2 separate regions of the Homo sapiens genome follow, and region 2 is linked to region 1. The links are chromatin loops, found by intact Hi-C in ENCODE. Cell type or tissue: left lung. All regions are shown on one strand.

Region 1 (5,000 bases):
AGCCATGAATGGTGCATCTTCCCCTCTCTTTCAAGGAACCATTCAATGCATTATCAGATTCCTCTTGCCTTTAGATCCCCTAAACATTCTGCAGGGCTGATTTGAACAACCCTGATCTCCAGATGAGAAAATCAGGGCTCACTCCACGCTCAGCACATCATTGGGGATGCTCATCTGGGCTGCTGCAGATATGACGTCCCCCTAGTTCATGGACTCTATACTTGGGCTGTACATTAGAATAATCAGAGGACTTTTGAGAACTACCCCTGCCTGGGGCCCACCCCCAGAGGTTCTTTCAGCTGCTGGGGGTGGACCCTGGCCTCGGTGTTGTTAAAATGCTCTCCAGCCAATTTCAACTTGCAGCTAGAGTGGAGAATACATATCTAGCCACAGTCAGAGAACCAGAGGGTGGAACCCCACCTGCATTCTACCCATGAAATACCAGGAGCCCAGAGAGAGGCAGAGCTCACTGAAGGTCACACAGCAAGTAGGAGGCCTGGCCTGGACTAGCAGCCAAGCTCTACAAGAGTGCCCAGGAGGCCATTCCCCTGTGTAGGAGAAGCAAACTTCTCCTGAATCCCCTCAACTCCTCCACCCCAGAGCAGGATGCCTTTCAGACAGAGAGAAGGGGGCTGCTTCTCAGGCTGAGCCTCAGAGCCCCTGAACCCAGTCTGATGGAGGGGCTGTGTGCAGTGAGTGGGCCAGGACCAGGGGCAGCCAGTGCTCCCCGTGGGCTCACAGAAACCCATCCTCTTGTCACCCCGGACCCCAGGGTAAAAGCACCTGACAGCAATAACTTAAGCATACTCTTCAAATGACCCTCTATGGCAGACATACCTGAATGTGTGTTCCAAGCTAGGGAATCTGCGAGTGGCCAGCCTGGTGGTTCATTCCTTATCTATGAGGAGCATCTGAGCCCCTGGCCTGTTCTATAGAACATGGGCCGTATAGGGGATCGAGGCCCTGAGTTTTGGGTTGGATGAAGATTGCCAGGTGGAGGTTTTCGAGGGGAAGGTGTTAAGAGAAAATGCTATAGAAACTGCATGCTGTTTGGGAGTGGTTTTCCCACCCAGCCCACTGCCACTGGGGTATAGAAAGGTAGATACCTTGTCCAACCCACCGCCACTGGGCTCTCGCCCCTGTCACCCCCTAATGAAACCTCTTGTCTTATTTGTTGGCTCTGGATCTCTTCTTGGGTCTCTTGAACCTGATGCCTTCCCTACTGAGGTTAATAGGGGTTTGGCGCAATACACTCACTCCTGCTGGAACATGGCAACATCATGCCTGGCCCCCAACAGGGCTGGGACTCCTTGGTGGGGAGAAGGTGGTCTCCTCCCAGCCTGGGACCTGTTCAGGGGCAGCCTCCCCCGGACCAGAGATTCTGGAGCCTCATGGGGAAAAGGCCTCATTTTGCAGCCCTTGGAAGCAAGGAGGGGTCTCCTGCGCTGGAGCGCCGGCCTCAGTGATCCGCCTGCATACCCATTCCTGGCAGAGGATTAGAACACCCTTGCCCAGACTGGGCTCCAGGATGGATGTGGAGAAGCAACCAAATGTCCCTCATTAATCACCGGCTCCATCTGGCTCCCCGCTCGATGGTTTTCAGCTGACTTGAAAAAGACCCAATTAGATCAAAACATTTTGACAATTTATCTTATGGCATGAGCAGGTCCAGATCGAGACTGTGATTTCACCATCCGTGAGCGAGGAAGGAACCCGGGCGTGGGTCACGCACGGAGCTGGGGAGATGAGGGGATCTCCCCCAGCCGCCTTCCTGTGAAAGTGGCGCAGCCCCTCCCGGCGGCTGCCGACCCTGTGAATTCCAGGGCGGGGGATAAGACGTACCCACTGCAGGATGATGTGTGTCCTTCCGTTTGGGTGGGAAAGGTCCACGGTAGGGGAGTCTGGGGTGGGGAAAGGAAATGGACAGCCAGAAACGACAGATATTCCAGGCAGCTTGGCGTGCGGGTGTTGAGCACAAAGCAGATTTAGAAGTCAAGATGTGGCTCAGGCCAGGCCTGTTCTAAGTCCACACCCACAAGATGCCTGGGTACCCAGCCCCTCAGCCTAAACAAGAATAGCCCCGATTTCCGGCTGATTCTGGCCTTCCTGAAATGGGCTCGGCAGACTCCAGCAATTCCCACACTCTCCTTGCAGGGCTGGCAACCTGCCAGGGTCATGGGTGTGGCCCATCCTTGGGGCAGTCATTTCCACGAGCCCACGGCCCTTGGTTCTTAGGCACTGTGTATGGTTTGGCTGCCCCCTTGAGGGTCCACCGGGCAGCTCAGCAGTCCCGGGAGAGAGCCCCCAGCAGGCAGCACCACCCCACGGGGTTTGCTCCCCCCGAGCCTCTCCTGTGTGTCCCAAAGGTGCCCGAGGACTGGAAGAGCAAATTAGAGAGTCTCTCCCAACAACTTCATTCCCCAGCCCCCAGGCCAGACACGGGGGCGCTGGCACACACACCGGGGTGAGGAAACCGGTCTTGCTTCTCTTGGCAGGACTCCTCACTCCTGCCTGCCAGGCTGGGGAGGGGCTTGAGTGTGCCCGCCTGCCACGGCCCTTCCTGGTGACCTCTGGGCTCAGGTTTTATGTGGGGAGTGACGTGTGGGGCTCCTTGCTGCCTCACCTGGGGGGGCTTTTAGGGACAGCCCCAAGGAGATGACTCTCCGGGGAGCTGCATGCCCTACAGACCCCTCACTCACATTCCCCAGCCCAGGCACACCAGGCAGATCTGCTCCTGCACCCGGTGGGTTGCAGTCCCCCGACCTGTCATGTCTAAGGATGTGCGCACATACACACACACACACACACACACACACACACACCAGTGTTCCCACAGACTCTCACCACCTTTACCCCACTTTCTCAGACTCTTCAAATACTTCTCACTCGTGTGCCCCACTCTACTCTGTCCACAGACACCCATGCCCTGTCAACACACACTCATTCACAAAAATCCTGCTCCCTACCACACATGCCACACACGTGCACACCTGTGGAATAGCAGGTCATCCAGGGACCCCATCTCAGTTACCCCTCAGTTCCTGGGCATGGATGTACTCACATGTGCACATGAATGTGTACACACATGTGCATACATGCACCTTTCTTCCAGATATACAGCTGGTTGGGGGACAGAGGCTGGCAGGTGACCAGATAGAGCTGCTGTCCTGCAGAGAGCCCAGGCATGTAGGGCAGGGCCCTGAAAGGCTGACCTCTACGGCTCCGGTTCCCAAGTCAATCTTCCTCCACATTGCCCTTGACTTCTATCTTCCCCTTATTGGCATGTCTTCCCGGATCCCTGACACTCCTTTCCCCCTCTATTTCCATGTTGTTCCTTCAGGAGCTTGTTTCTCTTGTCTCTTTCTGGACAGAGTTAGCTTGCCTTCCCCGGATTCACTTACTCTATGGGCTTTTATAGCCTTCCTCAGCCCAGCTCCGAGCTTGATGTTTTCTTCTCTTTAATGTTCTCCCTTAGGAACCCAAGGATTGGCTGGCACAAAGGTTCCATCCAGCAGGCTGGTAAGGCAGATGGGTCTCCAAGGAGAGATGGGTCTCCAAGGGGTGATGGATCTCTAAGGTCAGATGGGTCTGGTTCTTGCTTTGGGTCAAACCATCTTCCCATCTTTGGAAAATGGTGATGGTCCTTGGGGAACACTGGCTTAGACGATGACCAAGGACTCTTACAGGGCTATTGGTCTATGAGCCTTGGGCGTCCTGTGCCCACTGATGCCACACCCAGCTGCAGCATTGCCTTATTAGACTTGGGTTGCTGTATTACTCAGAACTCTTTTATTTGCAAATGACAGAAACCCAACTCAAATAGGTTTAAGCAAACAATATGTCAATTGGCTTAGGTCACTGGGAGGATGAGGAGGATCGCTGCTGGGGACGGTGGCCGATTCTCTCTCCACCTCTCCATGGATGTGTCTGTGCTGCCTCGTGCTGTCATCCATCTTTGTGGCTCCCAGCAGCTCTAGAGACATAAACACAGGATTTGTTATCTAAGGAAGGAAAGCTATTACCCCTCTCCTCCTGGCTTGGAAAAAATGAAGATCTCTGACCATCTCACCTTGAGTCATGGGCCATTTCCAGGACGAACCTAACCTGTTTGTAGGAGGTGCTCTACTGTGATTGGTCGACGCTGGGTATGATCCCACCCTCATGGCTAGAGTGGCAGGATCCTTTCTCATCAAGATCACTGAAGGAGGAACAGTGGGACAGGACCCCACATGTGTCTGACAATCGGCCTCTGCTTCCTCCCCAGCCATCCCAACCAGGACCTGGGCAATGACAGCAGTTAGTAGTTGAGAATCTTTCTTGGCACAGCTATCTCAATTTGCAAGCTCCTTGCCATAGCTTCTGCTCTGGAGTCCCTGTTTCATGCCTTTAGAAGAAGCATCCTTCCATCCCAAGGGGCTCGGAGAGGCTGTTCCTGGGGAACACCCAAGAGAGAGTTAAATGGAGCCCTGTTTACAAGATTTCACCCCAGGGCTGCCTCTGAGCCATCTCCTTCCTAAAGGCGCTCTCCTTGAAATGCAGATGTGGGGATATGCATTTCTGCCCACTCAGGACCCCTGGCAACCATGGCCCACTATGATATGAGCTGGGCTTGTCAAGTAGCACATCCTAATCCAGTCCAGTTCAGGATTCAGCTGGACACAGAACTCCCTTGTCTTCCATTTTTTATTTCTGTGTGCACTCGTTGGCTGAGAATGTAGATGCTGGTATTTCCATGTTGGTTAGGATGGGAGGTAGTCCATGTTAAACTCACATGAGCAACCCAGACCCCTCACTCCTCCAGGCTTCCAAGATCCTGACAGGGGCACTTGCAGATGAGTAAGTTAATGCTGGAGAAGTGTTTCATCTTTGGACATGAGACATTCCATAAATTGACCCACTTTTTCCAAAGGATTTTGGTGGCATTTCTGGGTGAGTTGGCTCAGGCAGACTACTGACTATTGGATTAATAACAATAATACAAATAATAATATATGATAATG
Region 2 (5,000 bases), 110 kb before region 1:
CTACAAACAAATCAGGGAAGGAGGATGGGGTGGAGGGAGATGTTGGGCTGTGATTCAGTTGCAGACCCCATGGGACCCTGGAGCTGGGATGGCCTTTCAGAGATGACCTGAATGAGGCTGGGGACTGGGTCTTTGTACTCCTGCTTGGACCAGTCCTTGGATGCTAGCTGCCCCAGGGAGGGGGGTAACCTTGAACTAGGCACCTTCCTCCAGGTGAAGGAAAGTTCTGGAGAAGGACTCAGCTGCGAGGCATGTGGGTGGTGCAGCACAGAGTTCCACCATCGCTCATGGACTGTCTGTTGGGATGTTTCCACCTGGCATTTTCTTGCCACTGGTTCATCCAATCTTTGGGTACAGAGGCTGTAGAAAGAAGGGAAACATACCTGCTTTCAATTCCATTTAAATTAACATGGATTTCCTGAGGACTTCCTATATGTTGGACCCTTTAAGGCCTGACAAATGAAGAAGAGAAGGTCTTTATCCTCAGGAAACTTCAGTCCAAGTGGAGAGATGCAACTTTTGCCTGTTTGAGGAGTGAAATGGTCATCCAAAGGAGTGGGTGTCTTGATGACTAGTGTTTATCAAGCACTTACTATGTGCCAGGTACAATGTTGAGTACTCAACCCATTTATCTTCTCGTAACAATTCATGATGACTTTAGAGTATTTTAGCTTCATTTCACAGATGGGTTAAGTGGCTTTCCCATAAATACTAGGAAGTGGTCAAAATGGGATTTGTAATTTGAGCATTCTAACTCCAAAAGCCTGAGCTCTGAAGAATCACCTTCCACTGTGTGCGTGGGAACTGAGAGGATGCTGCAACTTTTTGCAGAGTAAGATGAGGATTATCAGGGAAGACTGCCTGGAGGTGGTGGTACCTGGAATTGGTGGTACTGACAGCATGTGTGTTAGGGGAGTGGAGTTTGCACCAATGCTACACAGAGAGACGGCAATCTCTTATTGTAAATTGGTTTATGAAATGCTCTCTTCTGTGTGGTCTGCCTGGATCAATCAGACGTGTAATGATTGAATAGTACACCCTCTCCTGAGCGGAGGAGGAGTTTTTCTGTCTTCCCTTTTCATCTTTTGCAGCGATCTCTGCATCCCGACAGTTACATTCTGTCTGTGCAGTACCCTGACTTATAGTGTTTGGCAGTTTCTGTGGTGTAAATACACCACCATGGCTGATTCATGACTAGTGTCATGAATAACATGTCACTGGAGGTGGAGTTGGGAAGAGATGCCTACAATTGGCTGTCAGACCACTGCAAGTTACCTCTTGTGTCTCTAACATCTCCACTTCCAGAGTTGGATTTTAAGGGTCAGGTCTTGACTTTTACAATGTCTGGGAAGAGGAGTGATTCCTTGGTTCTGTTTGGCCCTCACTCAATGAGTGATATCTCACATCCTCATATCCCCAAGTTGAGGACATGGATTACATCGTGAAAGTCAATCGTTCACACAGAGTAGATATCTTTCACCACCCACCCTGGGATATCGCACTGTCCACCCACCTCCTTCCTCCATGTCTGATACTTAGTGGTCTGGCATCTGCCCAGGACCCACTTTTGCTCTTATACCATAATAACCCTTCACACGGAGAGGGCATTTACAAAGTGCTTTTCAGAGCCATCTTCCCATATAATCCTCCCAACAACCCGTGAGGTCAGCTGAACAAGGTGTGACTTCTATTACTTTACAGATAAATTATCCAAGGAGGTTTAAAGACTCACTCAAGGGCACACTGGCTGGTAAATGGTGGTGGAGTAGAATGTAAACCCTTTGGCCTGGAAGGCCCAGTCTGGCAGATTGTTTTGGACAGGTTGAGCATCATAAATATTCCAGAGTACATTATAAGTGAAAAGCTGGGTTAAAAGTTACATGTCTGGACTTATCCTTTTATTTTACAATATTAACTTTAAAAATTCTGCCAGACTGGGTGAGGTAGCTCAATCCTGTAATCCTAGCACTTTGGGATTCTCTTGAATCCAGGAGTTTGAGACCAGCCTGGGCAACATAGCAAGACTCTGTCTCTACAAGAAAAAAAAAAAATTAGCCAGGCATGGATGGTGGTGGACACCTGTAGTCCCAGCAACTGAGGAGGCTGAGGTGGGAGGATCACCTGAGACCTGGAGTTGGAGGCTGCAGTGAGCTGTGATTGCACCACTGCACTCTAGCCTGGGCAACAGAGTGAGACATTGTCTCTAAAAATAAATAAATAAACACTAAGATATTTAAAATTGTGCCAACTTATACCCAACTCCTTTTTTCATTGTTCCCTTTTGATTTTCAGCAGCAGTTGGGAACCAGGGGTTTTGGGGCGGGTGGCATGGCACTTTTCGTGGGTGATTCGGTCCCTTCCTGGCCTGCTCCTTGTCTTTTCAGCCTCCCACAAACCCAACACTGCAACAGTCCGGGTGACTGTGAAGGGGCCGGGTTACAGTGAAGGAGTAGGCAGAGGTAATATTTCAGCCCAAGGTGTTTCAGATCAACAACTTCTTTAGTCAAGACGACAAAAGTATTTATTACAGGAAATCCCTGGCAAGGACGATCTCAGGCTTCTCAAAGAGACAGCAATAAAGGCAAACTTTTGCCTGGAGCACCGGACTTCTGAGGCTGAGCTGCAAATATCTGACGGAGGTGGCATTAACATTCCTGCAGGAGGTGGAATCTGTCCTTCTGATTAGGAAGCTGCGAACAATGTACAAACATCGGTGTCCGCCTTTGAGGGGAGGGAGATTTATACCTGCGATTTCTCTTGTGATCTGCTGTCCTCTAAGCTTCGGGATGGAACAGCTGCTGTGTTTGACTCAATTTTTCAGGAAAGATAAACCTGCCATCCTCCAGATGCACCCACCCACCTGCACACCCACAACCATGCTCTTTATGGTATCTCATCCCAGTTTTCTTCCAGTGCAGAGTCAAAATGTGAATAGCTTGGATGAATGTTTCAAAAACTTGCCCAGTAGAAAATTAAAAGATACTGATTCTGAGGTTCTCCCTGCCCCTACTCTGCAGTCTGATTCATTAGGTGGGGTGGGGCATCTAAGAAGCTATAGTCTTAACAAGACCACAGGTAATTCTTATAATTGGATACGTTTGAGAGGCAGCAGGTATGGACCAGTGTGTTTCACACAGAGCAAGCACCTGAATCAGCAGAAGAGCTTGCGAAAAATGAAGTGCTGACCCTCTTGTTGGGTGGGTGCATCCAGGGGTTTCTGATAATTTGCATTTGGAACACACTCTCAAGCCATGGGGATGCTGATGGTGAGGTAGGGGTAAAGAGCACAAACCCTGGAGCCAGACTTAACCTGTCTAAGCCTCTGTCATCTGTAACATGGGGTTGGCCATAACATCCACCTCTTAAAGTGTTGTTATGAGGACTAAGTAGTAATACTTGTAAGGCACTTAGAACAGATTCTGGCAGGTGGCAAACTAGTATTACATGTTTGTTAACTAGAGTAAATAAATTGCCAGCCTAGGTTGGAGGTTTGTATTCATTCATCCACTCAACCAATGCTTTCTGAGTACTTCCCCTGAGCTGGAACTGTAGTAAGTATGGGACGACGCAGGCGTGCAGGCGGCAAAGGCAATCCCTTCTTTCTTTGGTATTTTACGTGTAATAAGATGCTAAAAGGACACCTACCAGAAGATTATAAAGGATTGAAGCAAAGAGGTCAGGGCAGAGGACTTAGGGGCTAGTTGAAATGTGGTACATTTCCCCATTTTACAACTCCTTCTGCTCCCTGCACCCTGCCCTGCCCCACCCTGGGAGGTGGTATTTCCTTCTCACTCACAAGTCAAGGGAGACAGGCTCAAGCAGGACCACTGAGAAAGCTTGACCCATGTTCCCTAGAATTGGGGGCCTGGGTGAATGAGCCTTCCCATGAACCAAGGAGATCTGCAGGAGACAGTCGACTTTGGCTAGTCAGACAATGTGACCTCAACTGAGAACATCTGAGTTGGGAGGACCTCTGGAAGCCCAGGGGCTGGGGTGTCTGAAGTAGCAGGAGGAGAAATTCCTAGAGGGAGAGTTCTAGAGAAACCCAGAAAAAGCACCCCTCAAGAAAGTGAACTTTGAACGTCTATGGTAGCCAGTTAAGGCACAAGATTACATCTGAATCCTCTTCTTCCTCTTCTTTTCCAAACCTGGAGGCCTGGGAGTACGGGGGAGTAGAGGAGGAGATACACAAGACTGGGAAGTGGAGAGAAGACCACACTGTTGCCCTTGGCCCCCCTGGGCCTCCCTGGCTAAAGCTGGCCTGAGCTGGGGAGGGCTCCTACACTGTGGGGAGAGTAAGGAGTTAGTAATTATGACTCTGGGCCTGAAATTTTAATTACTGAAATGAGACTATGCTTGGGACTGAAAGTGACTGCAAAGCAGAAAAGCTCTGGGACCTGCCAGAGATTTTATTCTCAGGGCAGGGAAAAAACAACCTGAAGAGCTGGTTTGAAGGGACAGTTGAGGCTGGGATGAGCAGTGTTGGAGAAAGTTGTTCAATAGAATGGTGATACAACCACATTTACCTGAATGCATGAAAATATACATAAATACACATGTATAATACAGATTCATATCAATATATGTACATATGGACATAGCCATGTGTATAACAGATATATCTGTATTCAAAAACTATCATTTTTGAGAGTCCACTACTGCACATGCTCTAGACCAGGTATCATTACATACTAATGTATGTAAAAGGTATTATTACATACTAAGGTATGTAAAGCGAATGCTTTAATCCTCAAATAAGATAGATACCATCCCTGTTTTACAGACGATAACACTGAGGGTCAAAGACATGAAATCTTTTATCCCAAGATCACTTAGCAGGTGGCAGAGCTGCAATTCAAACCCAGATTCCCTCCCTCATCCAGACTGGATATCTGTGGTTCCCCTGCCATGCTGCCAGTCCTGAGATGGGTCTGTCCCCAAGGTCCAGGCCTCTTTAGTGATCTTATGTGGCCTGTAGATTTGTCAATTCCTGTGTCAAT

Evidence for each region. A loop is a pair of places that touch in the nucleus more often than their neighbours do. Peaks named below come from ENCODE experiments on the same cell type or tissue, not always from the same donor. Only the 100,000 strongest peaks of a DNase experiment are listed, where the experiment ranks them.
Region 2: it touches region 1 in a loop (3-fold over the local background); 1 of 110 quality-filtered maps calls a loop at or near these places.

The regions. Positions count from the first base shown.
Region 1 is chr10:117,682,657-117,687,656 of GRCh38, forward strand. No RefSeq gene overlaps it. Among named protein-coding and RNA genes, the nearest start is that of LINC02674, 50 kb to the right of the region's middle. In left lung, no CTCF peak of the experiment used is centred here; DNase peaks (open chromatin) are centred at 1,765 and 2,392; H3K27me3 peaks cover 2,618 bases.
Region 2 is chr10:117,572,107-117,577,106 of GRCh38, forward strand. No RefSeq gene overlaps it. Among named protein-coding and RNA genes, the nearest start is that of EMX2, 32 kb to the left of the region's middle. In left lung, no CTCF peak of the experiment used is centred here; no DNase peak of the experiment used is centred here; H3K27me3 peaks cover 4,711 bases.